7 separate regions of the Homo sapiens genome follow, and regions 1, 2, 4, 5, 6 and 7 are each linked to region 3. The links are chromatin loops, found by intact Hi-C in ENCODE. Cell type or tissue: dorsolateral prefrontal cortex. All regions are shown on one strand.

Region 1 (4,000 bases), 100 kb before region 3:
CAGACAGCCTCCGTTCTAGGCACTTTCCCAGTCAGTTTATGTGATGGCCCTATTCAAATACTCAAAAACACACCCATTTTCTCAGAACAAAGCGAGAAAGGCCCCCTGGGACCCGACTCAACAACAACTCCCTAGCAGAAGGAGCCTCGCCCTCCCTGGCGCCCTCCCTCACCCTCCCTGGCTGACTGCTGGTTTGATTAACAGCCATGAAGAGGGGGGTTGAAAGCCTACCCCCACTTGTGGTGAAAAGCCCCAGCTTTCAATCACAACTCCTCCATATGGCAAGTTATTTACCTCCACGGAGCCTTGGTTTTTTACCCATAAACCCAAAACACTACCTCAGACAGTTGTACAATTAACTGAAATATCTAGAACAGTGCAAGCTGAAGATCTTTTTTTTAAGGCTGGCTGGGAGACCCCATGTTTAAACATAAAATAAATAAAATGAAGTTTTTATATATTTTTATTTATTGATTTTGAGACAGAGTCTCACTTTGTCACCCAGGTTGGAGTGCAGTGGCGTGATCATGGCTCATTGTAGCCTCAACCTCCTGGGCTCTGAGCAATCCTCCCACCTCAGCCTCCTAAGTAGCTGGGACTACAGGTGCACACCACCACGCCTGGCTGATTTTTTTAGATTTTGAGGTGACGGGGTCTCACCATGTTGCTCAGGCTGGTCTCAAACTCCTGGGCTCAAGCAATCGGCCTGCCTTGGCCTACCCAAAGTGCTGGGATTCCAGGCATGAGCCACTGCATCCGGCCTTCAGGTGGGGCATGTGCTCTCCAGGTTGTGGTGGGCCTCAAGACTCACTGGAGTCACCTGTCAGACTCTGGAAAGCATTGTTTGTCATCCTACTTAGAGCTGTGGTCCAGAGCATGTTAAAACACAGACAGCTGGGCTCCACTGCCGGGTTCTGAGCCAGCAGGTCTGGGGCAGGACCTGGGAATATGCAGCTCCATCCAACAAGTTCCCAAGAGATGCTGGTTCTGTTGCTGCTGGTCCAGGGACCACACTTTAAGAAGCCCTACCCTAGAATCTGAAGGCTGGAAAGTACATTAAAGGTCACCCAGAATGGTTCCAAGAGGAGCCAGAATGTACCCATGCCTCTTGCCTGGTCCAGTCCTGCTGTTGATCTGACTCTCAGCTCTTCCATCTTGAGCCTCAGACACAGGCAGGGCTAAGGGTGAAAGCCCCAAAACTCTGATCATCACTCAAACAATCTGTGGCCCCTACTGGTCCTGTTTATCATCTCTCAGCACTTTTGGGGTCCCCAGGCTGTTGCCTCCAACCTCCAGCCACCAGCCCTCACCTAGAGCTTGCTCCCCCAACAAACGTGGGCTCCATTCTGCCCGTCCAGGAATAGACACCAGTGGCTGGAGGAATCAAGGCAGGGAGGTTGGAGTCCAAGGCCCACAGGTAAGAGGAGGGGCGCAGCAGAGCCCTGGAACAGCTGATTTGAGACAAGCCCCTCCATCTTGAGCAGAGCCTGGAGACAGTGGTTTTCCTGGAGGGGGGCCCCGGACAGACACACACTGTACCCAGTGTCCGGGCCACACAATGCACAAGAGGCCAGTGGGGCAGGCAGCCAGGGCCCACTCATGCCAGTACCATCTGGGAGCCCTTGCCAGGCCTCGCAGGGCTGGCTGAAGAAGCTGGACTCTGTCCTGGGGCACAGTCGTGCTCTATTCTTATCTCAAGGGGGAATGTGTGACTCTCCTTCCCGTGAATGGGGGCCCCTGAGGAGGCGGAGTGGGAAACAGAGCCGCCACTGTGCCTGGGCGGGCTCCCCGCGCGGCTCCCAGCTCCAACCAGCCCCTCGTGGCGGGGCCTTGCACTCAACAAGAAAAGGCCAAGCTGAAGGTGGACATGGAAATGACAGTCCAGAGCCCAGTGCAAACTGCCCCTCCCTCACTCTGCAAGACTTGAGCCCGTGAGGCCTGACCAGAAACACACACTCACTCCCTGGAGAGACCCAATGGGACGGGCTCCTAAAGGAAAGCGCAGCCTCCACACAACACAGTTCCTTACTAAATCTCGAAGGAAGGAACCCAGACATCCTAGGCACCCCACACATGCGCACAAATCCCCACTGGCAGATCGGGGCTCTGGCCTGCCTAGCTCCCACAGCACACCATTTGCAGGTGGCTACAGATCTCATGATTTGCTGGCTCTCTTTCGGCCTGCAAATGCCAGGCTTAGCCAGCGAATGGGGCACTGGATATTCTCAAGGACTTGGTACAACCTTTCTAAAGAGCAGTGTGGGGCCGGGCACAGTGGCTCACGCCTGTAATCCCAGCAGTTTGGGGGGGAGCTGAGGCATGTGGATCACCTAAGGTCGGAGTTGGAGACCAGCCTGGCCAACATGGTGAAACCCTGTCTCTACTAAAAATACAAAAATTAGCTGAGCATGGTGGTGCGCACCTGTAATCCCAGCTACTCAGGAGGCTGAGGCAAGAGAATCGCTTGAACCCGGGAGGTGGAGGTTGCAGTGAGCCGAGTTCGCGCTACTGCACTTCAGCCTGGGTGACAGAGTGAGAATCCTCAAAAAAATTCAATAAATAAATAAAAATAAAGAGCAGTATGACACCATGGGTCAAAATGTGCACTTGAGTGGTCCACATTTCCTGGAAATTACTCTCCGTGCAAAAAGATATCATCACAAGGAATGGTTATCTTCAGTAATTTTTAATAGCAGTAAAAAAAAAAAAAGGGGGGGTGTGGAAGAACCTCAGTGTCCATCATAAGGGGATTGCAAATTAATAGTTTATCCAAATTGTGACTAACAAACACTAAAACAAACCTGTAAATATATTTAATGATAGAAATATATTCTGAGAATATTAAATTTAAAAAAAATAGGTCAAGGCTGGGCGCAGTGGCTCATGCCTATGATCCCAGCACTTTGGGAGGCCAAGGCAGATGGCTTACTGGAGGTCAGGAGTTCAAGATCAGCCTGGCCAACATGGTGAAACCCCATCTCTACTAAAAACACAAAATTAGCTGGGTGTGATGGTGTGCACCTGTAATCCCAGCTACTCGGGAGGCTGAGGCAGGAGAATCGCTTGAACATGGGAGGCAGATGTTGCTGTGAGCCAAGATGGTGCCATTGCACTCTTGCACTCCAGCCTGGGTGACAAGAGCGAAACTCCATCTTAAAAAAAAAAAGAAAAAAAAAAAAGGTCAAACAACTGTGTGTATAATATGATCATAAAAGGATAAAATGGGGATTGTTCTTTCTTTCCCAGTTGGATGAAAGAGGGGAGTAAAGGGTGATGGGGAGATGAGGAGGGAGGAGGGCAGGGTGGTGTAGAGAATGAGGCCCGGGTGTGAGGGGGTCAGCTGTGGGTGGGAGCCACTGGCCACTGGGGGAATTAGACTAAGTCTTGTTTAGCCTTCCTCTGGAAGGGCCTTAAAGGATGATGAAAACATCCGGAAAATATTTAGCTAGTAAATCTTTCAGAAGCCCCTCCACCCTGTGTTATTTATATAAACACTTCCCTTCCACTCCTCTCTACCCTCACATACACCCGCCCCGATTCCTATCACAGACTTGGAATCAGCAGAGCCAGAGAGAGCTGGACAAGGCTGGCTCCATGTGCGTTCTGACCACCACGGGTGCAACCCATCTGTGCAGTATGAAGCCTGCGCTGATGTGTTCCCTGGCCCCCATCGCAGAGCAGCCCTCTGACCTGCCAGGGACCCACAGCAGGGGTCGGGGGTGGTGGCCACACTATTTGGGTTCCCTGGCCACCAAATCTCCAGCAGTGATTGTCCCAGGGACTCAAGGAAGGGGAAGGGTTAAATGGGGGAGTCGCTTCTCAGACAGGAGAAAGTATTTGCTCTAATCCTGTCCGTTCTCCTGGAACTTCCTGGAGTTCTCAGGGAAGAAACCCTTAATGAATGGTGTGAGGGAAAGAGAAATCACATGCACATGAATGTGTGCATGCCACACACACACGCTCACACACACACTCATACACTCACACACACTCTTGCACA
Region 2 (4,000 bases), 190 kb before region 3:
TCCCTCCACCCCCATGAAGCACCCAACCACGATCCACACACAGGCCTGCCAGAACTCCCTGTGCCCTACAGTCAGACCCAAGGCAGCCACACCTTGGTCAGAACTTGAGTGATTGGTCTGGGTTCCTCACAGCAGCAAATCTCCAAGTGTGGCCCCCGCACGGGCAGCATGAAGTTCTCTGGGATCTGGCTATCAATGCAGAGCCCCAGGTCCTGCCCCAGCACCGGATCTTACATTTTAAAGGTTCCCGGGTAGTTCAGATGCACGTTAACCTTTGAGAAGCACTGCTGTGGACGGTCCTAGGTCAACTAACCCGTTAGAGATGCTCCTGGATAACAAGCACCATCTCCCTTCCCCTGGCACTGTGGGAACAGGAAGCCATGCCAGAATCAGAGATGCTGATGGGCCCAGGGAGGTGGGAGAGCATATCCTGGAGGGAGACCATGTACCAAAACAGGCCAGCCTTTCCATGCAACCTGGACCTCTCACAGCTGTACAGAGCCTCAAGAGAGTGATCACCACTCTCTTGGAGGTCCTCCTTTGCAAAGAAAGAAGATGGATGCGTAACTTCTGGGGGTGGAAAGATTGGTGAAACAAGGCTGTTGTACTGCTAAGTATCAGAAGAGCTTCCATCATCACTGTTGCAGCCTCCACCACCAAGCTGGAAAGATGTCTCAGCCAAGCCTGGAAGCACAGTGCATTACTGGGCAGGTACTTCTGCTAGGGAGCCATGACCCCAGGAGCTCCCACTTACCTTCATAAAGTTTTATAGTCCTCAAATGGCTTTTGCCTTACAATGCCCCAGCTAGAACTGGGCCGTGGGGTAAAAGCCAGATAGGTGGGTAGAATCCAAGTTTCTTACTTGGAAAAAGTTACATGGAGGAAGCAAGGTTTGGACTCCATTAAAATCACATCACCACTCTGCTTCTCCATCACACAGCTCCAACTACGAAACTGCTCCCCAGGTAACTAGGGGAGCCAAGACTTCCTTTCTCTCCAAGACATCCTTCATAAATCTTTCTCCTCCTCCCATCCGCTTTTCCTGATCTCTCACACAATGACCCACGTCTTTTTTTTTTTTCCTCCCTGCTCATGCCTTGGATCTGTGAAAGGTGCCCCCTAGCACACAGGGTCCCCAGACCACCACAGCTCAGCAGTTAGACCCCAAATCTCAGTTTTCAGAGCTGCCTCTTTACCATGGCACAGTCATTTTAGAAACATGCAGAGAAAAGCAAACTGGAGCATACATCTGCAGGCAAGAAAAATCAATTCTTACCATCAGAGAACAGCTAACCTTCTCTGGGGGCTGCTACCTCAGAGGAGAGTCTTGGGTCCTGCCTGAAGCCCTCAGACTCAGCACCAAGACTCCGCCGGCTTCCTCTTCATGGCAGCCTCTCCGGGAAATGGGGCTGAGGCAAGTCGCTAGCCCAGGGCCAGTGTTCTGGGCACCCCAGCGGAGGTTCCTGTGGCTTTGCTCATTGCTGTTCTTTCACAAAGAACCCACTACATTGCATAGTTCCTTCCAAATCCGCTCCAGTGCTTGCTGGGAAATTAACAACTTGTTCTGGACTTTCCAGATGCAATGTTTCTGGAGGCCTTTCTTTTTTTCCCACTCTCCCTCTTTTTCCCCTTTCTCAGCTAAAAAACGTTGGCTGAGGTCACAACAAACAATGGCCAAGCTTGTGTCACTGAGCAGATGCCTCCCACCCCCAGGCCTGTGGACAAGGGCAGCTTTGTCCACTGTGTTTTAGGCGGGACTTCCTGGGCCTGCCCAAGCCCTGCTGGAGAATGTTTTGGCCAACTTCCTCCCAACCCTAAGTCACAGCTCTGGTCCTGGCCCCGGCCCCGGCCCCAGCTGTGTGAACCCAAGGCCAGATAAAAACCAACATAAAAAGAACGGAGAATGTTCCCCCAAAGAACCACTGTGTGGAAAGCTGGTGCCTCCAGAGGGGCGAGATGAAGGTCTCTTGCCTTCACTCTGCCCTCGCCACCATCAAACCTGGACAGATAACGAACAAAGACAGGCTCATGTGAGGTCTCCACTGAAAGGGGCCTGAGGATCACAAAGTCATTAGTTACAAGTGGAGAAAGGATTGGACCCCAAGAGCAATACTGCAGCCACCAACTAAATGAGCTTGGGCAGGGCTTGGATCCTTCATGAATATATCCTATCACTCCGTTTAGAAAGGTTTTTGGAGCAGCTGACTATTTAGCACTCAAAATGCCGCATATTTCTGTGTTTGCTTTCAGATGCAAACCTTTGGGGTTTTAGGAACTGATTCTTTATATAGAATTAAATATGGTTTTCTAGAGAAACCAAGATCCTGAGGACCGAGTGGTTCCCTATTAAGCAAATGGATAAACTTATTTATGAAGAGGTTTCAATGCCAGCTCCTTGGGTCGGGGGAAGAAAATAAGTACAATCGTCTAAGGATGGAGTCAGACCAGAGCTAAGCTGTTGTTTTACTACATACTAGCTCCAAGACCCTGGGCAACGGCTCCAGCTTCAATTTCTCCAAGTGTAAAATGCAGATGATCACAGTATCTTTCTCAAAAGATTGCTGTGAGAGATTAAAGGGGGTGGGGGTGGGGCATCCATGTAAACATTTCACCTAGTGGACGAAGTAAATGCTCAATGAAAGCTAGGATTTTTGTTGTTACTATCACCAGTGGCTGAAAGGTAGGCACTGCAGTTACCCCGGGTCCAAAAAGAGTCCAGACTGAACAATAAAAAGCAAACAGCCCAATTTAAAAAAATGAGCAAAAGATATTCCTCCAAAGAAGATATAAAAATGACCAATAAGCACATTTAAAGATGCTCAATATCACTAATCATGAGGGAAATGCAAATCAAAACTACAGTGAGATATTAGCTCACACCCATTAGGACAGGTTCTTAAAAAAAAAAAACCAGACAAGGCCAGGCACAATGGCTCATGCCTGTAATCCCAGCACTGTGGGAGGCCAAGACGGGTGGATCACTTGAGGCCAGGAGTTCAAGACCAACCCGGCCAACGTGGTGATACCCCGTCTCTACTAAAAATACAAAAATTAGCCAGTCGTGGTGGTGTATACCTGTAGTCCCAGCTACTTGGGAGGCTGAGGCAGGAGAATCCAGGAGGCGGAGGGTGCAGTGAGCTAGGATCACACCACTCTCACTCCAGCCTGGGCAACGGAGCAAGGCTCTGTCTCAAAACAAACAAATAAACAAATATCAACAAAACAGAAAAGAACAGGTACTAGTAAGGATTGAGAACTGTTGGAACCCTTGTGCCCTTCTGGTGGGAATGTAAAATAGTACAGCCCCTGTGGAAAATAGTGTGTTAATTCTTCAAAAAAATTAAACAAAGAATTGCCATATGGTCCAGCAATTCCATTAATAGGTATATACCAAAAAGAACTGAAAGCAGAGTCCTGAAGGGAGGGTCTTGCTGCCTGTTCATGGCAACATTATTCACAAGAGCCAGAAGGTGGAAACAATGCAAGTCGTAGTAAAATAAACACAATAGAATATTACTCAGCCTTAAGAAGGAAGGAATTTTTTTTTTTTTTTTTTTTTTGAGACGAAGTCTTGCTCTGTCACCCAAGCTGGAGTGCAGTGGCGCAATCTCGGCTCACTGCAAGCTCCGCCTCCTGGGTTCAAGCGATTCTCCTGCTTCAGCCTCCCAAGTAGCTGGGACTACAGGTGCGCACCACCATGCCTGGCTAATTGGAAGGAAATTTTGACATATGCAACCATGTGGATGGACCTTAAGGACATTATGCTCAGTGCAACAGCCAGACACAAAGGGACAAATACCATTTGCTTCACTTCTATGAGGCACCTAGAGAAGTCAAATTAATAGCGACAGGTTGCAGAATGGAGGTGACCAGGTGCTGTGGGCAGGGAATGATGGGAAGTTTGTGTTTAATGGGTCCAGAGTGTCACTGGTGCAAGATGGAAGCATTCTGGAGATTAATGGTGGTGATGATGGCTGCACAAACACGTGGGTATACTCAA
Region 3 (4,000 bases):
ATTTCAGGGAAAGGTGCTGTAATAACTTCTTGCTGGATCTGATTAGTGCATTCACAGTGAGTAGCTTTCTCTTGGAAGACTTTCTGGAGGGAGGGCTTATCAACTGAACTCATGTAATTCAGCAAGTTGCGTTAAAGTGTGCAAATGAAGTGAGTGGGAGAGAGGAACTAAATCTCATATCAGCATCAGCTTTGATGACACCCAGGCTTGCTCCCCACCCCCACGTGCACCGCCCACCCTCTGCACATCTGCACAGGCCTGTTGTTGCTCTGACTTCATGGCACCAGTGAGTGATGTCTCTTTTGGCCAAGCAGACAAGAGGAGACCAAAGGAACCAGAGAGCTCCGGGAGACAGGGATGCCAGTCTGCAGCTGGTGAGGAGAGGAAGCTGGGGGGCAGCTCACTCTTTCTCAGAACAATGTCCGGAGAACCTTTGCAGGGAAGCTGGTTCAAGGTGCCCCAAAGTTGTGGCCTGACAACCTTTCTTTAACATGCTCCTCCTGGGCCTGGCTCTGATCGACAACAAAGGAGCGCATCATTTTTGCTCCCGGCTTCTGCTTCTCCTGATCTTTGATTCAAATCCCAGCATAGGGTCTTTTTGCTAAATGGGGTCTTTTTAAATAAAAGATGCATTGTTAGAGAAGCTAGGAGGGTTTCATTTCTGTAATGGGGTCTTTAGTCAAACACAGAGCAGACCTTCTCAAGGAGAGGGGACAAAGCTATCAGTGGTCAGGCCCCACAGGCTGGGGAGAGACAGAGAGAGACAAAAATTCTAATCCAAGTGGGTGACAGCCAGGAGGGGAGGGAAACCTTGCTGGTTTTATTCATGAGAGTTTTCACTAGTGACCAATAGTTAGAAGCAATAAAGAAGGGTGTCAGGTCTGAAGGGACATCAAATTCAGTGACTTTAAAGTTCCCTTCTAGTACCACGGGTGTGACCCTGTGCTTTTATGGTTCACTTAGGCATTCTTTCCTGGGCTGAGCTGTGGAGTAGACAGAACGCAGTTTCCTGCATAACACAGCCCTGGGTTCCAACGAAATCCCACCACTCACAGCTATGTGGCCTTGGGTTTGTCATTTCTCCAAGTCTGTTGTCCTTGTCTACAAAAACAGAGATACCACCTCCCTCCTGAGAGCATTAGTAACTATGAGACAGAGGATACTGGGCCATGTCTTAGCCTGTTCAAGTCTCTGTCACAAAATGCCACAGACTGAGTAATTTATAAACAAAAGATGTTTCTGTCTCACATTTTGGAGGCTGGAAGCCCAGGATCAAGGTGCCAGTAGACTCAGTGTCTGGTGAGGGCCCATCCCTCATAGAAGGCACCTTCTGTGTTTCCTCATATGGTGAGGAAGGCGAACAAGCTCCTTCAAGTCTCTTTTATAAAGGCACCAACCTCATTCACCTCCTAATCACCTAATCACCTCCTAAAGGCCCCACCTCTTAATACCAACACATTGAGGGTTAGGTTTCAACACATGAATTTTGGAGAGGCACAAACATTCAGATCATAGTAGTCCCGGTCGCCAAGTCCCACTATTCTTTTTTTGGTGTTGTTTTTGTTTTTGGGAAGGAGTCTTGCTCTGTTGCCTGGGAAGGAGTCTTGCTCTGTTGCCTAGGCTGGAGTGCAGTGGCATGATCTCAGCCCATTGCAACCTCTGCCTCCTAGATTCCAGCAATTCTCCTGCCTCAGCCTCTCGAGTAGCTGGGACTACAGGCATGCACCACCACGCCTGGCTAATTTTTATATTTGCAGTAAAGATGGAGTTTCGACATGTTGGCCAGGCTGGTCTTGAACTCCTGACCCCAGATGATCTGCCCACTTCTGCCTCCCAAAGTGGTAGGATTACTGGTGTGAGCCAGTGCGCCCACCTCCAAGTCCCCCTATTCTTGATAAGCTGCCTGTCCTCCAATGTTGGTTAAGGAAACAGATATTCAGTCCTCCCCAGTGTGTGTGCTGAAGCTTCTGGTCATAACCCCAGCTTGGGCCTTCCTGCTCCCTTCCTCTCCTCCTGGCCTGTTCCTGCTTGGCTATTGCAGGTGGACGCTGCTCAAGTGCATCTGGATACCAAGGGTCTGAGAGGCAGGAATACAACTAGAGGAGCCAGAACAATTCCAACACAGGGAGCTCCCAAGAGAAATCCCAAGGGAAGTCCAAAGAGAAGTTGCCATGTGGGCCTGAGAGTCTTGGGCCACTTTGCTTGTGCACCTCCCCTCGCCCTGCAGAGCGACTGAGTTCCTGGCTGTTGGCTCCTAGGGGATGCAGAGTTGCCCAGGTGTGATCAGAGGGGAGGAAGCCTTGAGCTCCCCCTAGTGGCCGTGGCCGGGCATGTAAACCAGAGGCCCAGGTTGGGGGCTGCGGGCCCCACCTCCCACCCCCACTCCACGCAAGACTCTTAGGGCCTCATCATCAGACTTTGGAGTCCACTTTCCAAATGTGGCACCACTCCTTTCCACAAAACCAGGGGCCACAAATGAGAGATTTGGTGCCTCTAATTTATTTGGCCAGCTCCATGTTAAAGAAAAACTTTACTTGCCAATACATAAGCGTTGGATTTGACATAAAAATCCAGACATGTGATTTCTCTTGCAAAATCAGAAGCCCTGGCAGATGAAGCCTCGCTGGCTTGCTCACTGCTCACCTCCTGTTGCGTGGCCAGCCCAGTTCCTAACAAGCCATGGACTGGTACTGGTCCGGGGCCGAGGGTTGGGGACCCCTGCAGTAGAGGGCAGGGGCAGAGGTGGGGAGGCCATTAAGAGGCTGTTGTTCTGATGCAAGTGAGAGATTAGGGTGCGCTGGACCAGGGTGGTGTTTAGTAATCATGATTAGAAATGGTTGGTACCGGCCGGGCACAGTGTCTCACGCCTGTAATCCCAGTACTTTGGGAGGCCAAGGTGGGCTGATCACCTGAGGTCAGGAGTTTGAGACCAGCCTGACCAACATGGAGAAACCCCCATCTCTACTAAAAACACAAAATTAGCCGGGCGTGGTGGCGCATGCCTATAATCCCAGCTACTCAGGAGGCTGAGGCAGGAGAATCGCTTGAACCCGGGAGGCGGAGGTTGTGGTGAGCCGAGATCACGCCATCACACTCCAGCCTAGGCCATAAGAGCGAAACTGTCTGGAAAAAAAAAAGAAAGAAAGAAAAAACAAAGAAAGAAAGAAAAAAAAAAGAAGTGGTTGGTACCACAGAATTGAACCCCCTCTCGTATATAAAAAGCATCTTCTGTCTCCCATTTTTCCTCATTTCTGCTCTAACTGAGGCTGAGAGTCCCTGGTTGTAGCCTTGTAGCCCCGTCAGGCTGTAGCCTGAGCCATTTTTTCTGGAACTGATGGGTCTCCTTCAACTTTACCTTGCTCCACCCAATTCTTCATGGTTAGCGTGTGGTTCTGCAATCCCACGGTGTCACTCACCAGGACCCAGAAGAATACCAGTCTGTACCCAAAACATTTAGAAGACACAAGCAAATGCTAGAAGAACTCATCATCTTGTTACAATGACTTCTGTCATTCAATCCTGCTACTGAGCCAGGCGCTTGAAGGTCTCTAGGATTTTCTTTTCTTTCTTTTTTTTTTTTTTTTTTTTTTGAGATGGAGTCTTACTCTGTCACCCAGGCTGGAGTGCAGTGGCACAATCTCGGCTCATTGCCACCTCCGCCTCCCAGGCTCAAGCAGTTCTCCTGCCTCAGCCTCCCAAGTAGCTGGGGCTACAGGCGCCCGCCGCCACGCCCGGCTAATTTTTTTGTATTTTAGTAGAGACGCGGTTTCACCCTGTGGCGCAGGCTGGTCGCAAACTCCTGAGCTCAAGCAATCCGCCTGCCTCAGCCTCCCAAAGTGCTGGGATTACAGGTGTGAGCCACCGTGCCCGGCCGAAGGTCTCTAGGATTTTCTACATGCTATTATCTTTTCTTGGAATACATCTTCCCTCCACCCAGGTAACTCTAGTCTTAGCTTAGACATGGCTCTCTCCATAGATCCTTTCTTGACCCAGAAGTTTT
Region 4 (4,000 bases), 110 kb before region 3:
AGCCGAGTGTGGTGGCGTGTGCCTGTGGTCCCAGCTACTCAGGAGGCTGAGGCAGGAGAAGAATTGCTTGAACCCAGGAGGCGGAGGTTGCAGTGAGCTGAGATTGTACCACTGCACTCCAGCCTAGGGGACAGAGTGAGACTCTTGCCTCAAAAAAAAAAAAATGTTGGGTTTAGAGATCAGCTGGGTCCCTTAGACTCTGACAGTGCTCATCTGTAAGAAATGCATGGAACAAAATGAATACTCTCCAGAGTACCTGGCTGCTGCAGGGCTTACCCCGGGGAATGCAAGCTGAAGAAGAGTGCCCTGGGCTGAGCGGGTCTCTGCAACTGGCCGGGCTGCTCACAGCCACTGGGTGCTCAGGAAAGGTGACCAGCAGATAGCACCAGCCGCATCCTGCCAGGGAAGTCACTTACAGGAGAGCTCTTGCGGGTAGGGAGTGGGTCTGAAGTGGACTTAGAGGGCAGCTGGCAGAGACAATGGGAAGAGAAGGTATTCCAGACCAAGGAATCATTCATTCATATTCATTCATTTATTTATTCGACACAGGTTTCTTGAACACCTCTTATACACCAGACGCAGGTTTCGACACTGGGATACATCAGTTAACAAGACAAAGATCCATGCCTCAGGGAGCTTACATTCTAGCAGGGGAGATACACAACCCACAACAAGCCAGACAGACAGGTCAATGATCCAGTTTTGCTGGAAGGTGATAAATGATGAGGGGGGGAAAAGAAAAAACAGAGCAAAGGGGTGGACCTGCCAGAGTGAGTGAGAGACTGAAAGGAGATAAAGAGGTCTATTCATATCCTGAGGCTGCTGTAACAAATTCCCATACACTAACGGGCTTCAAACAATGAAAATTTATTATCTTACAGTTCTGGAGGTCAAAAGTCTGAAACAGGTTTCACAGGGCTAAAGTCAAGATGTCTGCAGGGCTGGCTGGTTCCTCCTGGAGGCTCTAGGAGAGAATCCATTTCTTTGCCTTTCTCAGCTTCTGGAGCCCACCCACTTTCCCTGGCTTTCGGCCCCTTCCTCTCGTCACTCAGCCTCTTGCTTCCAACATCACATCTCCTAACACTGATTCTGGCCCTCCTGCCTCCCTCTCATAAGGACCCTTGGCTTACACTGGGCCCACGTGGATAATCCAGGATTATCTCCCCATCTCCGGTTCTCAACTTAATCACAACTGCAAAATCCCATCTGCCACAGAAGGTAACATATTCACAGGCTCCAGAGATTAGAAGGTAGACATCTTCAGGGGACCATTACTCAGCCCCCACAGGGAGTTGGGCTGCAAAGGCCCTGATGAGGAAGCATGCCTGGAACATTTAAAGAAACACCACGGAAGGCGGAGGACAGAGGCAGGAGTGACACAGGAGTGAGACCAACGGGGAGGAGCAGGTGCTGAGGTCAGGACAGCAATGGGGACCCAATTATGTAGCACCTCATCAGCCACTGTAGGGCTTCCGCGTCTTCACTCTGCCGACATGGGGCACCACTGGACTGTGGTAAGCAGAAGCACGATGTGTTCAGACCCTTCCTGTGAAAACAACAGACTAGGGACCAGCAGAGCAGCCAGGAGGCGCCTGCAACAGCCCGGCAGCATTGTGGTGGCAGCTGTGGCTCAGTCCAAGGCTACAGTGGTAGGGTGGTGAGAAGTGATCCTGTGTTTAAAGATCTGTTTTGCAAGAAGGGCCAACCTGCATTCTCAACATGCTGAATGTGGAATGTGAGAAAAAAAGGGGAGTCAAGGTTTTTGCCTCCAGCGGCTGGAAGGACAAACTAGCCATTTACTGAGCTGTGAGAAGCCACTGTAGCCCAGACCTGGGCTAGGCAACTGCGTCCTGGACAGGACAAGTGGAGATGTCAAGGACACAGCTGGACCTACTTGGGTCTGCACTTTTCCCCGAGGGTAACAGGCAGCACCAGGACCCTGTTGCTCTCCAGGGCGTGGAGACAGCCAAGACCATCCCGGATTACATTTCTAAGTCAGTCACTCGTTGCAAGACAAGATGATAGAGATGGAGTAAACAGGGATATCGCCTGAGCCCTCGGTTTCTCAGCCAGGTATTTTTCCGCTTCTCACAGCGCATAAGGTGGGAAGGAAGTCATGGGAGCACAGCTGGATTCTGGAATGCAGCCCAACCACAGGCTCAAAATCCTCATCTGTGAACAGCTCCACTCACTACCTGGTCAGCCTCTCCGGCCTGCCCTGGGGGCCCTCACTGCCCTGCCAGTCAATTCCAAAAAGCCCTCGTGGGCTGGGCGCAGTGGCTCACGCCTGTAATCCCAACACTTTGGGAGGCCAAGGCTGGTGGATCCCTTGAGGTCCGGAGTTTGAGGCCAGCCTGGCCAACACGGTAAAACCCCGTCTCTACTAAAAATACAAAAATTAGCCAGGTGTGATGGAGGTAGTCCCAGCTACCCTGGGGGCTGAGGCAGGAGAATCATTTGAACCCAGGAGGCGGAGGTTACAGTGAGCTGAGATTGCGCCATTGCACTCCAGCCTGGGGGACAGAGTGAGACTCTGTCTCCAAAAAAAAAAAAAAAAAAAAAAGCCCTTGTGTATCTCTGGGCTGTCTTAACTTATCAGGGGGGTGGTCCTACCCCCGGGGCCCAGTTAACCATGAGGACCAAGCAGGCCCAGCGCAGGTGGCCAGCCTGTGCAGCACCTCCCAGAGGAGGCAAGTGTTCCCCTCCCACTGGACACCAGCACAACGTACACATGCCACATGGTGACATGCACTGTAAGAGGATTCTTACATCTGTCCCCAGGGACAGATGGCACTGCTGAGTGCCTTCCGGGCACTTTCAGCCATTCATTCATTTGACAAATACTTATGGAGCATATACCATGCACCAGGCGCTGTTTCTAAGTATCTGGGGGCACATCAATGAAAAAAGCAGAAGGGAAATAAACCCTTGCTTTCCTGGAGTGACGGCTCCAGCATGAGGTGGGAATGGGTTGCGGGGAGCAGACACTAAACACAATAAAAAAGTGAATTCTAAAGAATGTCAGAAGGTGATCGGGGGAATAGAACATGGTAAAGGGAATCAGGAGTTCAGGGTAGACTGGAGTGTGGGTGGCAATTTTAGAGAGTTCAAGATGTTACCCTTGCTAAAGATCTTTCTAGCTCTTCTGCTCACTGTATTGATTTATTCCTTCATTAAGTAGTTACTGAGTGCTCACCGTGGGCCTGGCCCAGGCCCTCAGTGCTCTCATGAAGCTGACATTTTATTTAAGGAGACAGAGGTTAAGACAACTAATTATAGAAAGGTTAGAAAAGAGCATGTCTCAGGGGATTCCTACGACCATGCCAATCATGACGAAACATGCTAAACAAGCTGGGGGATGCTCCCAAGAGTGTCCTTGATTCTTGTTTAAGGTCCAAGGCCCACTTCTCTCCTCCTTCCTCTCCCAACACACCACACCCTGAGTTAGTTAGAACTGCTGTCTTCTCATCTACAGGAAATCACAACTCAGTGGTTTCTCTAGAAGCTGCCCACTGTCCTTAGAACTTGCCTGGTGCCACCCCAAAGCACCTGCTGGTGTTAGGCCTCCTCAGCTAACTTGACATTCCATGCTTCAGACCCAGCATATCTTCTTTAGAAGCACCAAGTTCAACGAGTGGGTCCTTCAGGCTGTCTTCTCCTGGCAGTGCTGATCCAAGCACCTGCTGGGCGAGTTTGGTTCCTTTTGCCTGACTATTCTCACGCCCAGAGCCAGGCAGCCTGGGGACAGAGGAAGAGCAGAAGAGGATGTCACACCCAGGCACACCAGGAGGCCAAACCTGTTTGGCAGCTCAAGCCTCTGACCACAAGCTGGCACTCGCTTTCGGAAGTGCTAACCACAGGCAGGACTGCTAGTGAGCAGAGCACCAAGGGTTTTCCTGCTGGGAAGAAATGCAAGGCTGGCCTTCATGCCTGTCCCCCTGCCCCCGCCCCGTGACAATCCCCCCCCAGCTCTGGACCCGCCCATCTCTTCCCACTCCAT
Region 5 (4,000 bases), 270 kb before region 3:
CTTGGAGACACCGTCCATCAGCACAGGGCACTCCAAAGGAGCTCATGACACAAGGAACCCAAGCCAGCTCCAGAAGGGGCACTGTGGTAAGGACATAGATTTCAAATCCTGATACTTCCCAGCTGGGTGACCGTGAGCAAGGTGCGGCTCTGTGCCTCAGTTTCCTCATCTGTAAACAGGGTGATGAGTGTGCACAGAGCACTTACTATATGCAGGCTCTGTTCTAAGTGCTTTCCATGGATGGACCCATTTAGTCCCTACACCATCCCTAAGGCAGAGACCACCCACTACCCCCCATTTCCCCACTTGACAGTTATTGACTGAGACGGGAAGAAGTCAAGAAACTTGCCCCAGGCTGTTGCACTGTCATTAATATAACCGACACTCTGGCCTCAGAGTCCACGTTCATCATCGTTATACTATATTGATTCCACGACTGACACTTCATATAGCTAATGGACAATTAAATGAGCCACTTGGATCACTACATGTGCATAATAAGTGCACACAAAAGTTGCAGCAATTGTTATTGTTAATTGTTTACCTACACTTTTTCTCCCAAAGCAGGATGTGCAGCCTGGACGAAGCAGGGAAATGCACCCACTCTTGGTTTTGTCTCCACAGGGGTGGTCGGAATGGCTCAGAGCTGTGTGAGTTGGAGCCTAAGAGAGCAATACCCCGTTCCCTGCTCTCCTGCCCTTGTGCCAAAATAGCAAACCTGCGACCACACTTCTCAGGCCTGTGCCCCTCAGGGGGCAATGATGTCCAGCCCCAGCTGCCCCAAACACAGGGCTGAGGAGCAGAGGTGGAGTGTGGGGCTCCCCTTCATCTCTGCATGGGGGTGGGTGGGGTGGGCTCCCCCTCATCTCCACATGGGGTTGGGCATCTCGAAGCGCCCTGGGAGGCAGGCTGGCCACTCTAGGCAGAAGCTGCCTGCTCCCCTCAGGGACTCCTAGGAACTCTATTCTTAGGACGCTTTCTCTTGCTTTTTACTTTGACATCTTCCAGAAGTTACCCCGCACAAAAGCAACCCTGCCGTGGCTGTAATTTACACGTCACATCACTTGCGCTGAGCACAGTCCACCCCCTTCAACCCACTCCCGCACGCATACCTTCCCCTCCTGCCCTGAAAAAACGGCTTCTGCATCATCCCAGCCATCCTCCTTCCACTTGTTCACCAGGAGAGAAGTGAAATGTGAAATTGACAGGAGAAGGGGAGGTGGGAGGGGCATGTGGATGGGGAACTTGAGTGAAATCCGAGCTTTGGAACTTCCCCGTTTCCAGGTTGGGCATCACTTCTGCTTGGCGGTCCACATCGCCATGGCAACAGCCCAGCCAAATGCCCCAGCTCGCAGCCCACCCTGAGGGCGCCCCTCGGGAGCCACTTACTGTGATGGTGTTTTCCTTGCTCTGCTTTTTGCTTGGCGATGAGGATCCCAGGTTCTGGGGAGAGAGGCAAGAAACATCGTCAAAGCTGTTCTCCATATTGGACATTTTTTCCCCCCATTCAGGTTCCCTGAGGGTGGAGGCGCTGGGGAATCAGGGATGCTCAGTCTGAATCCTAAGTCACCATATTCTGGGCCAGGGCAAGCAGGGGTCTCCCTGACCCCACGCTGTTCCCACGCCCAGCTCTCGGGCTGAAGGCGAATTAAGGAAGCCTCCTGCACAGGCTCTGAGAGAACTGCTCCAAACCAGGTCTCCCCTCCTCTTCTCTCAGTCTGTGATTTGGGGAGTTAACCCCTCCGCTGCCCTCTGCTGGTGAACGTTCCGCGTGCCGCTTGCTGCCTGAAGCCGCGGAATCCACTGGGGAGAAGAGAGTTAAGGCCACCACCTCCTGGCACTGAGGAATCAGCACACGACATTTTATTCTGAAACCCCCCGGGTCCAAAACGTCAAACCTAAATACACACAATGTGCACTGGGGCGCTGCTCGGTCACCTCCCTGACTCCCCGCTCCCCCAACCCCGTGAGCCAGGAGGGATTTCTCAGCCAAACCGACTTCCAGCTTCCACTCAGTCTTTATATTGCCTTTTGATGTCTTCCACCGCCAGTAAGAAAACCAGAGTCCCAAGTACCTCTGAGCCTGGGGTCCTCAGCAGTTTGCCAAAGTCCTGGGATCGTTCTGGCAGAGAAAATTAAGGACTGCCAGTGCAAAATGCTACACGTGTCCTAAGAGCCTACGACTCCAAAGAATGTTTGATTCTGGGTCTCTGTTGTTCTATTAGCAATTATGTTGGGGGCTCAATACCAGAGATCCCCAAGCAGGACCTGGGATGTCTCCTATCCTGAGCCACACAGCAACCTGGGAAGCAGGCTTACCCCTAAGGCACCGCAGGTGGCCATCACACTTGTGCCCCAGGACTTGTGCATGACCTTATTCTTTTTTTTTTTTTTTAAGATGGAGTGTCATTCTGTCACCCAGGTTGGAGTGCAGTGGCGTGATCATGGCTCACAGCAACCTCTGCCTCCCAGGTTCAAGCAATTCTCCTGCCTCAGCCTCCTGAGTAGCTGGGATTACAGGTGCCCGCCAGCACGCCCAGCTAATTTTTGTATTTTTAGTAGAGACAGGGTTTCACCATGTTGGCCAGGCTGGTCTCGAACTTTTGACCTCAGGCGATCCACCTGTCTCGGCCTCCCAAAGTGCTGGGATTATAGGCATGAGCCACTGCGGCCAGTCTGGCCTTACTCTTCCTTGGTAGAATGTAAGGAAGTGGCTGTCACTTTATAGATAAAGGCCAGAAAAAGGATGGAGGGGCTTCAACAAGAAGGAACCACCGGCTTGGAGTGGGGGGCACCCCGCCCCTCAGGCCAGCACGACCCTGGACACCTGGCCAAATGACCATCTGCAGGTGAGGGCGAGCCTTTGCCTCAGAAACCCGTCAGCAAATTAGGCAAACCAGGGAGCTTGACTATGCCCCTGCTAAGGTCGCATACCCTTACTCCCATACAGTCTTACTTGGGTTGCTAATTAAAGTCAACTCAGGAAAACTGATATCCTTAAGGTGTCTAGCAAAAATGAACCTTACAGAGCATTAATTTCACAGACAAGAAAATGATTACTAGCCTTGAGACCCTGGCCAGAGAATCTGACTTCTTTGAGCCTCAATTTCTCCATCTGTCAAATGGATGGTTATCACTGGTCCTCAAGCTTTGAGGTGCATCAGAATCAACTGAGGAAAAAGTGTCCAAAATAGAGTCCCAGCTGCACTCTCAGCTGCTGGGCCTGATCCAGCAGGTCCCAGGTGGTGCCAGCACCTCTGATTTGCAGAATCTGTGGACCTCACTCAGAGATACATGGATCTGATCTACACTGTGGTTTCACTGAGGTACCTCTACTTATGGCAACTCCTCTAGTGACCCCAACGGGCTCCTGGCCAACGTCAACTTTATGGCCAACTACAGCTTCCATAGACATTTTTAGTGCATCATCTCATCCAGCTGGCCCACCCTATACCTTCCCACTTGACAAAACTGCACAGGGAGAAAGGCAGACGGAGGCTACATGGCAGGAGGTACCAGTCACCAAGGAGAAGAGACAGGGATAGAAGTCTCTCTCTCCATAGGTTCATTCACGTACAGACTCTAGCCAAGCAAATACATGGCAGGAAGGGGAAAGAGTAGCCTATGGGATGGATTCTGCAGTCTGCAGGAGTCTGTCTTCCTGTCATGGACACATTACCACCATCACCACCGCGTTCCCACTGCAGCCCCCCAGAGAGGGGAACCAGCACTCCAGCAGCCTTGGCAACAGCCTTCGAGTCTGCCTATGGATGCTGATGATGTTGGTGATGAGGGGGCTAAGGGGAGAAGCAGTGCAAGAGCGACTGTCTACTGAGTGCTTGCTTATTACGGCAGGCTCCAGGTTAGCCATCTGACATATTTAATCTCATTTCATCCTTACAACCCCAGCAAGTTAAATGGCATCAACTCCATTTTGCAGATCATGAAATTGGGGCTTGCAGAAGTAAAACTGTCCAGGGTCACAAGGCTATAGTAAACA
Region 6 (4,000 bases), 260 kb before region 3:
ATGTCTTCTTCCTGGAAGATACATTCTGAAATATTTGCATTTAAAACAGTAAGTCAGAAATGTGGTTTAAAATAATCTAGGGGGTGGAGGGCAAGGGGATTGGGGGAGGGGATGGGAGCACAAATAAAACAAGATTGGACAAAGGCAGGTAATCGTTGGGCTTAACAGATTTGTGGTACCTTATTATATATTCCCTCTACTTTTGCAAAGGTTTGCAAATGCCTATAATAAGAGTATTTGTTTTAAATTTCCTTTGCCTGTGATTCCAGAGAACTCTTCCCTTCCATTTATTTTGTAAAGGCCTGCCCAGGGGTCAGGACACCCCACCTGGGCATCTCTGCATCACCCTGAGGCCTGGCAGGGGGTGATACCACACAGGAAGTGCTTGGTAAACTGGAGTGGGTCATTCACAAGTGATTCAGCAGGCCCCCGACTCCAAATGTCTTCTCAGCCCATTTCCTCCCCCCCTGCAAATAATCTGGGTCCCATCCCTTCAGCAGGTGGGATCCTGTACAAAACCCCTCAATGGCTTCCCAGTGCAGTTAGGATAACCCCTGAGCTCCTCGTGGCAGGCCTGCGCAGACTACCCCAGCCTCATTTCCCACCCTCCCTATTCCTGCTGATTTAGTAAGCCACAGCCACACTGGGTCTCTATGCGTAAACACGGTTCCCCCTTGCTGCCTCCAGGCATCCACGATGCTATTCCCTCCCCTGGAAAGCTATTCTTTCCCCACCTCTTTGCCAAGTGAAACCCTTGCTCATCATTCCAGTCTTAGAATAGGTATCTTTTCTTAAGGTACCTTAATTCCTGACATTTCCAGCACCAGGCTAGGTTCTCACAGCATCCACTTCCTCCAGCCTTTGTCACTGCTGAAATTGCACCATTATTTATCTACTGTTTCTCCCACACCAGCCATAAAACTCCATCAACGCAGGGCTATAGATATCACCTGTGTCTCAGTGCCTGACAAAGACCGAAATTGCTCAATAAGAACATGTGTTATTGAATTATTGAGGTAGGTAGGAGGTGGTGGAGATTAAACATCTCACCTCTTTCTCCACTTTGAACTCCATGCTCCAATGGGTCCCTCAAGTTTCCAAGCCCTTCGTCCCATTCTCTTTCCTCTCTCCTGTGTCTAGAGGGTCTTCCTGGGAAGTTCGTGAGAAGCCAGAACAATTGAAAGGTGGATCACAAAAAGGCCCAGGCACTGGTGGGCAGGAAGGGAAGGGACCCACTAGGACGCGATTCTGCAAAGGCAGCAAGACTATTAGCCTTTGATCTAGAACCGGAAATACCATTTGACCCAGCAATCCTATTACTGAGTATACCCAAAGGAATATAAGTCATTCTACTATAAAGACACATGCACACGTGTTTATTGCTACACTATTTACAACAGCAAAGACTTGGAACCAACCCAAATGCCCATCAATGATAGACTAAAGAAAATGTGGCATATATACATAATGGAATAGTATGCAGCCATAAAAAAGAATGAGTTCATGTCCTTTGTAGGGACATGGATGAAGCTGGAGGCCATCATTCTCAGCAAACACAGGAACAGAAAACTAAACACCGCATGTTCTCACTCATAAGTGGGAGATGAACAATGGGACCATATGGACACCGGTGGGGGAACATCACACACCAGGACCTATCGGGGCGTGGGGGATAAGAGGAGGGAGAGCATTAGGACAAATACCTACTGCACGCAGGGCTTAAAATCTAGATGACAGGTTGATAGGTGCAACAAACCACCATGGCACATGTGTACCTATGTAACAAACCTGCACGTTCTCCACATGTATCCCAGAACTTAAAGTAAAATAAAAAATAAAAAAAGATGATTCGCCTTTGATCCCTCGCCTCTGCCCCCGAATCAGGTGGGCTGCATTTACCCAGTACCTGGGCCGACTGCCCCAGGGCTGCAGAATTGAAACCCTCCACTGGGTGGCACCAGATCACCACCTCCTGTGCCCACCCATCCAGGTCTCCAAGGGCTGAGTGAAGGAGCGGGGCAGGCACCCTCAGGAACTGTGGGGCACCCACTATCAGTCCTCCCCATGACATAGTATGGTGGGGACACGTTACTGGTGTCCGTGGAAAGTCCCTTTCCCCATCCCCCGACACCCACCCCCCAAAATTCTTTTTTTTTTTTTTTTTTGGAGATGGAGTCTCGCTCTGTCGCCCAGGCTGGAGTGCAGTGGTGCAATCTCGGCTCACTGCAAGCTCCGCCTCCCTGGTTCATGCCATTCTCCTGCCTCAGCCTCCCGAGTAGCTGGGACTACAGGTGCCCGCCACCACGCCCGGCTAATTTTTTGTATTTTTAGTAGAGACAGGGTCTCACAGTGTTAGCCAGGATGGTCTCGATCTCCTGACCTCCTGATCTGCCTGCCTCGGCCTCCCAAAGTGCTGGGATTACAGGCTTGAGCCACCACGACCGCCCCCTCCCCCCAAAATTCTAATCTTCCTGATCAGCTTGCTCAAGGAGGGGCAGCTAAGCAGGGGGCGGAAAGAGATCACAACCGGGTTTTGAGATCTGGGGCTTTCCAGTCTAGGTTTCGTCACTGTAACCCTGAACATGCCACTTTATCCACCCCACATGCCGCATCTCAAGTGTTCCTTTGCTCATTTATTCATTTATTGATGTTTAAGTGTAGTTATCATGAGTGATAACTGACAGCAGGGATGGTGAATCTACTCGTCTGCATGCTGGAGTGGGGTCTATACCTGGGGACCCTTTGTTGGTAGAGCTCTCTGTAAACACCAAACCTTCTTAACCTATTTGTATGTTTAACTCTTGGCACCTTTTTGGATAACCAGCCTGCAGGCTCACAAACCAGGACAAAAAGTAGTAGCTAGCTGGGCGTGGTGGCCGGCGCCTGCAGTCCCAGCTACTCCAGAGGCTGAGGCGGGAGGATTGTTTGAGCCCAGCAGTTCCAAGCTGAGGTCACAGTGATCTACGATCACCTCCATGAACAGCCAGTGCATTCCAGCAAGGGCAACACAGGGACACCCTGTTTCCTAATTATTTTTAACTTAAAAAAGTAGTAGCTTTTATATACAAATGTTACCCTTTCAAAGCCTAAAAGAATAACATTCTACCTCCTGATCCTGGGACTGGTGAACAACGCACGTTCGCCCTCTCCATATACTACATGATTTATTTTTGTTACCCTGATGACACCTCAGCTCCCAAGGTTACCATCCAAAAAGAGTCTGACTCAATCCGCCTGTCTTTAGGCAGCCACTATCTACCCGGGCCTGCATCTCCAGAGCTCGCCTCTCCTGAATTCCCCATACTGGTACCTACTTTGTAGCTTTTTTTTTTTTTTTTAAGTAAAAAATTGTATCTGCCTTCTATAAAAGTAAAATGTGTTCATTTTAGGAAATTTGAAAAATAACAACAAGTGTAAAGAAAATAAAATGACCCATGATCTTAGACCAAAGGTTCTCAACTTCAGCACGATTCATGTTTTCAAGTTGAGCACTTCTTTGCTGTGGTGTCCCATGCCTTGCGAGATACTCAGCGTCATCCCTGGTGTCACCTACTAGTTGCCAGTAGCACCCCCCCTCCCCAGGCGTGACAATCCAAACGTCTCCAGACATTGTCAAAAGTCCCAATTGATAGCCATGATCTCAGACGCAGACAGAGCCACCGTACGTTTTCCAGTTTTCCTTCTAGTCCTTCTTCCTAAGTATAGATAAGTATAGATTTCCTTCTGCCAAATAAGACTGACTATATATGCAATGTGTGTCCTACTTTTTTTTTACTCTATTTTATGTTGTGAGTACTTTCCCAAATTATTGCATTTTCTTCAGAAGCATGCTTGCTAATGGCTGCATAGTATCACTGGCTAACCTCCAGCGCCATCATCCCTTTTACCCATCCCCTGTTGCAGGACAGTTAGGCTGGGTCTAGTGTTATGGTGCTGTAAATAATGTGTGAGTGAATAGCCTTGCACATAAATCAGAACCCCTCAAGATACCCCAAGAACA
Region 7 (4,000 bases), 300 kb before region 3:
TTGGTTCGAAGATCAAATGAAAACCCAAATAGCAAAACATAATGAAAATAGCAGAAATAAAACCACCACAAATAAGAACCTGTGGAATATGGTTAGACCACCAGTGTAAGGAAAAATAAATGTCTGGTGGGTTACATATTTCACTGTCTTTTTTTGTTTGTTTGTTTGTTTTGTTTTTTGAGACAGAGTCTCACTCTCTTGCCCAGGCTGGAGTGCAGTGCTGCGATCTCAGCTCACTGCAACCTCTGCCTTCTGGGTTCAAGCGATTCTCCTGCTTTGGCCTCCCAAGTAGCTTGGATTACAGGCACACACCACCACACCCAGCTAAGTTTTGTATTTTTAGTAGAGACGAGGTTTCACTATGTTGGCCAGGCTGGTCTTGAACTCCTGACCTCGTGATCTGCCCGCCTGGGCCTCCCAAAGTGCTGGGATTACAGGCGTGAGCCACCACGGCCGGCCTTCACTATTTTAAAAACAAAAACAAAAATAAACACCTGAAACAAAAAAAAAAAGTAAGAAAAAACCCTCTAGGTGATTAAAAAAAAAGATCTAAATCAGCTCCGAAATCTAGGCTTCTTATGGGAAATATCACTGTACAGAAAAACAGCAAGAAAAAATAGACAAACAAGCAAAAAAAAAAAATTACAAAGAACAAAACTAAAAGACAAATGACAATCTAGGAAAAATATCTGCAATTAAAATGAAAAACGATTCATCTCCCTGATAGATAAAGAATCTATGGTCAGTGGGGAAAGGATATGAGTTAATCAGTTCACAGAAAGTACAACAATGATTTATATGTATATTTTACATACTCAACCTGGGTTATGGAGAAAAGCAAATTAAAAACAAAATATCATTTTTCCCCACTCACTACCAATTTCAAATCTTGATAACACACAATGTTGATAAGCATTTAGAGAACAGGCATTATTCATAGATGCTGTTGATAGGTGCTCTCTCTGGAAAGCAATTTGGAAATATCCATCAAGACGAATAATACCCTTTGACTCAGCAACTATATTCTCTCTATATGCAGATCTGGTCTTAGGCACACACAAAGATGCAGGTACAATAACACAGCTTCACTGGCTGGCAAGCACTCTGAAACAATCTAAGAGTCCTAAACCTCAGTTAAGGGAATGATGAAACAAATTTGGGTACAATCATACAACTGGACACTGGCCAGCCATTAAAAAGTTTGATATGCATGAATGGATGGGCAAAAAGATTTACAGAAATGAAAAAGAGGTATTTCCAAGATATATTAAATAAGTTCAGAAGATAGATTGTATGATCAAATGTATATAAATTTAAATATTTAAAAATCAAAACACTAGGAAGAGATGGTGATTATTTCTGTGAATAGCATTTTATATTCTTGTCTGCTGATTAAAATATTTTGCCATGTACCAATACTGTTTTTGCAATATAATTGTTTTTTGAGGTAGAGTCTCTCTCTGTCACCCAGGCTGGAATGCAATGGTGTGATCATAGTTCACCGCAGCCTTAACCTCCTGGGTTCAAGCCATCCTCCACCTTAGCCTCCTGAGTAGCTGATTCTACAGGCATGCACCACCATGCCTAGCTAATTTTTTCAAATTTTTTTGTAGAGATGAGGTACTATGTTGCCCAGGCTGGTCTCGAACTCCTGGGCTCAACTGATCCTCCTGCCTCAGCCTCTCAGACTGCCGGATTACAGGTGTTAGCCACTGCACCTGGCCTATAAGTTATTTTTTTAATAACTTAATAATTTAAACAGATCTCTTCCCCTTCTGTGCCCCCCCTTCTCTCTACCAATAAATATACTGTGCCCTCTACTTCTTGATCCTGTAATTTATTATTGTGCATTATAAGATTTGTATAATAAACGTTATCCTTCTATTACATTATTTTTTATTGACTTATTTCTATCTTACCTTATTTTGAAATGTAAGGTGGCTGCTTTCTTCTATAATGAAGGAATTGTAACAGGTTCACCAGAAATTGAGGTGAAAGGGACCTACAGACCAAACTCTAATACTACGGCACACATTCTAATTCCAGAGGCAACATGCGTGTCCTCTCGTGCAGTGAAACGTGGCTTCCCTTAGATCTAGTTACCGAGGTTTTCACTGGTTCTACCAGGCCTTCTCTTCCTCTTTGTGTATTAGCTAACTTTGACCACTAGGTGGAAGCAGAAACCAACTCATTGGGAGACTATTCCCAAGAGACTGAAATCTGGTTATTTCTTTAAACAAAGTGTCAGCCTCTGTTCCCAGGGCAGGAGCCCATCCCCATAGGTGAACCTTCAGAGAGAGCATTGCTTCCTGGGGAAGTGGGCAGCTTGGGTGAGCTGTGTGCTTCTGTGGGCTCTGAACAGGGACAGGGCCCTGAGCTCTCAGTGCATGAAGGAGTTTGTCCACCTCCTGGTCAGAGATCTGGGGCTTGGGCGGAAAACAAAAAAAGCCACGACCAGGGAGAGAGTAAGGAGTCCAGCCTCTACCATGCCCCAGAACTAGCCCGGCCTGTGTCCTTCCTCTGACCCCCAAAGTCTCTTTCTTTGAGATCTCTGGGTGTGGGTCAGAGAGAAGGGAAGAGGGGGTACCTCCTGGCAAACAAGGGAAGTAATTTCCTCGCTGCAGTCTTGCAAAGGAGAGATGCACCCTCGCCAGTCACCTCATCTCCTAGCCCCGTGCCCTCTCCTTCTGTGTGCACTGACCAGGCCAGGCGGGTGCCCAGCACTTACCAGCCTGTGTGGACTTTCTCCGCGCCTTCTTGATGTCCTCCTCTGTCTTGTTGCTCAGCTTGATCTCCAGCTGCTGGGTCTTCATCTCCAGGTCTCTCTGCCGCTCTGTGAGGGCTTTCCGGGCCTGGGGTCCAAGGACACGGAGAAGCTGCTCATACAGCTCGGAGCCAGTGGGCCTCCTGGGCCACGCAGCCCAGCTTCCCTTTGGAGTCCTTTCGCCCCTTGTTTGTGTGGATGATGCCACAGTGGTCCAGAGAGGCCCAGCAGCCAGAGTGGCACCACCCAGCTAGGTAGAGGCTACAACCCAACTCTTTTCGTCCTTGCCTCTTCCAGTGACATCTGGACTCAGCCTACCTCAATCTCTCAAACCACGTTTTTTTCCCGATGGAGCCTGTACAAAGACTGGGGACCTAGGCAGTCCTAAAGTCACAGCCCCTCTGCTTGGAAGGGACCACAAAGGCCATCTGTGTCACCTCCCTGCAGCACTTAATAGGATGTAGCAACAGCCCTCCCGTTCTGGAGCTGGACAAGCCTCGGCCCTCTTGTTCCCCTCACTGTACTGCCTTTCCTCCAGGCCACCACTGGCATCTCTGTGGTCCTTGGGTGGCGGCAGTTGGCTGGGCCCAGGGTGTCCCAGCAGTTTGAGCCCCCTTCTCCTCTCTAAGGCACTGGGGACTGGGAATCAGTCCCTGGGGCACACTCTCTTCCCTCTAAGGCTGAACATCAGTTCCCTGGAGGTGAGACCACCCAGGACTCAGCCTCATCCCTGAGCAGGAAGGAGAGCAGGGAGGCGGTGACTGAGTCAGGACGACTCAGCCAGGTGAGGCTTAAACACGGGGCCCCACGTGAACCAGCAGCAGCACTGCTAGGCTCGGGGTTTAACTGGTCGCCAACAGCCACTCGACTGCCCACTGCAGCTGCAGCCTCTCCTCGCACCCCTGGCCCTCTGGGTGGTCATTCCAGCACCACAGGGAGGCAGCTCCTATCTGCCCTTGGATGGGTGGGGTGCTCTGGCGTAGGCACGAGGCTTGGACATCCCCCTATTCCCCTACCTGGGGACAAAGACTCAGCCTTGGCGTATGGAGCCACTGCTGGCTTCCCAGTCCCCCTTCTTCCAGGCAGTCCCCCATGCACCTGCCCTGGCCCAGCGTCCTGGGCCTCTCACCTTCTCCACCGAGGCATAGCGGCTGGCGAGCTGCTTGCGAAGGTCGGCAATGTGGTGGTCGCACTTCTTCATGTCTTTCTTGAAGTTCTCACGGAAGTTCATCAGGG

What was found. A loop is a pair of places that touch in the nucleus more often than their neighbours do. Peaks named below come from ENCODE experiments on the same cell type or tissue, not always from the same donor. Only the 100,000 strongest peaks of a DNase experiment are listed, where the experiment ranks them.
Region 1: a loop joins it to region 3, with 4 times the contacts of the local background. A loop is called at or near these places in 15 of 110 quality-filtered maps.
Region 2: it touches region 3 in a loop (1.8-fold over the local background); 4 of 110 quality-filtered maps call a loop at or near these places.
Region 4: a loop joins it to region 3, with 4 times the contacts of the local background. A loop is called at or near these places in 15 of 110 quality-filtered maps.
Region 5: it touches region 3 in a loop (2.4-fold over the local background); 55 of 110 quality-filtered maps call a loop at or near these places.
Region 6: a loop joins it to region 3, with 3 times the contacts of the local background. A loop is called at or near these places in 56 of 110 quality-filtered maps.
Region 7: a loop joins it to region 3, with 13 times the contacts of the local background. A loop is called at or near these places in 29 of 110 quality-filtered maps.

Annotation. Positions count from the first base shown.
Region 1 is chr17:10,122,371-10,126,370 of GRCh38, forward strand. All of the region lies in intron 1 of GAS7 (growth arrest specific 7), which reads right to left. Among named protein-coding and RNA genes, the nearest start is that of GAS7, 74 kb to the right of the region's middle. In dorsolateral prefrontal cortex, a CTCF peak has its summit at 1,660; a DNase peak (open chromatin) is centred at 1,581; H3K4me3 peaks cover 1,124 bases; H3K27ac peaks cover 1,994 bases.
Region 2 is chr17:10,035,158-10,039,157 of GRCh38, forward strand. All of the region lies in intron 1 of GAS7 (growth arrest specific 7), which reads right to left. Among named protein-coding and RNA genes, the nearest start is that of RCVRN, 130 kb to the left of the region's middle. In dorsolateral prefrontal cortex, a CTCF peak has its summit at 1,758; DNase peaks (open chromatin) are centred at 1,464 and 1,754; H3K4me3 peaks cover 2,306 bases; H3K27ac peaks cover 4,000 bases.
Region 3 is chr17:10,224,734-10,228,733 of GRCh38, forward strand. No RefSeq gene overlaps it. Among named protein-coding and RNA genes, the nearest start is that of GAS7, 28 kb to the left of the region's middle. In dorsolateral prefrontal cortex, CTCF peaks have their summits at 2,309 (motif pointing left) and 2,509; DNase peaks (open chromatin) are centred at 278 and 2,308; H3K27ac peaks cover 1,909 bases.
Region 4 is chr17:10,116,164-10,120,163 of GRCh38, forward strand. The region is part of intron 1 of GAS7 (growth arrest specific 7); the gene reads right to left. Among named protein-coding and RNA genes, the nearest start is that of GAS7, 80 kb to the right of the region's middle. RefSeq lists enhancers at 1,105-1,634, 1,635-2,164, 2,695-3,222, 3,397-4,000. In dorsolateral prefrontal cortex, CTCF peaks have their summits at 1,568 and 1,769; a DNase peak (open chromatin) is centred at 1,528; H3K27ac peaks cover 3,094 bases.
Region 5 is chr17:9,957,813-9,961,812 of GRCh38, forward strand. It overlaps GAS7 (growth arrest specific 7), which reads right to left. Exons shown (of 14, transcript NM_201433.2): 5 at 1,390-1,443. Among named protein-coding and RNA genes, the nearest start is that of RCVRN, 55 kb to the left of the region's middle. RefSeq lists a silencer at 1,008-1,201. In dorsolateral prefrontal cortex, a CTCF peak has its summit at 1,767 (motif pointing left); a DNase peak (open chromatin) is centred at 1,759; H3K4me3 peaks cover 1,869 bases; H3K27ac peaks cover 1,168 bases.
Region 6 is chr17:9,963,851-9,967,850 of GRCh38, forward strand. The region is part of intron 4 of GAS7 (growth arrest specific 7); the gene reads right to left. Among named protein-coding and RNA genes, the nearest start is that of RCVRN, 61 kb to the left of the region's middle. In dorsolateral prefrontal cortex, a CTCF peak has its summit at 1,935 (motif pointing right); a DNase peak (open chromatin) is centred at 1,956; H3K27ac peaks cover 509 bases.
Region 7 is chr17:9,922,748-9,926,747 of GRCh38, forward strand. GAS7 (growth arrest specific 7) reads right to left here. Exons shown (of 14, transcript NM_201433.2): 10 at 3,894-4,000; 11 at 2,729-2,852. Among named protein-coding and RNA genes, the nearest start is that of RCVRN, 19 kb to the left of the region's middle. RefSeq lists an enhancer at 2,310-3,236. In dorsolateral prefrontal cortex, CTCF peaks have their summits at 2,166 (motif pointing right) and 2,366; no DNase peak of the experiment used is centred here; H3K27ac peaks cover 2,559 bases.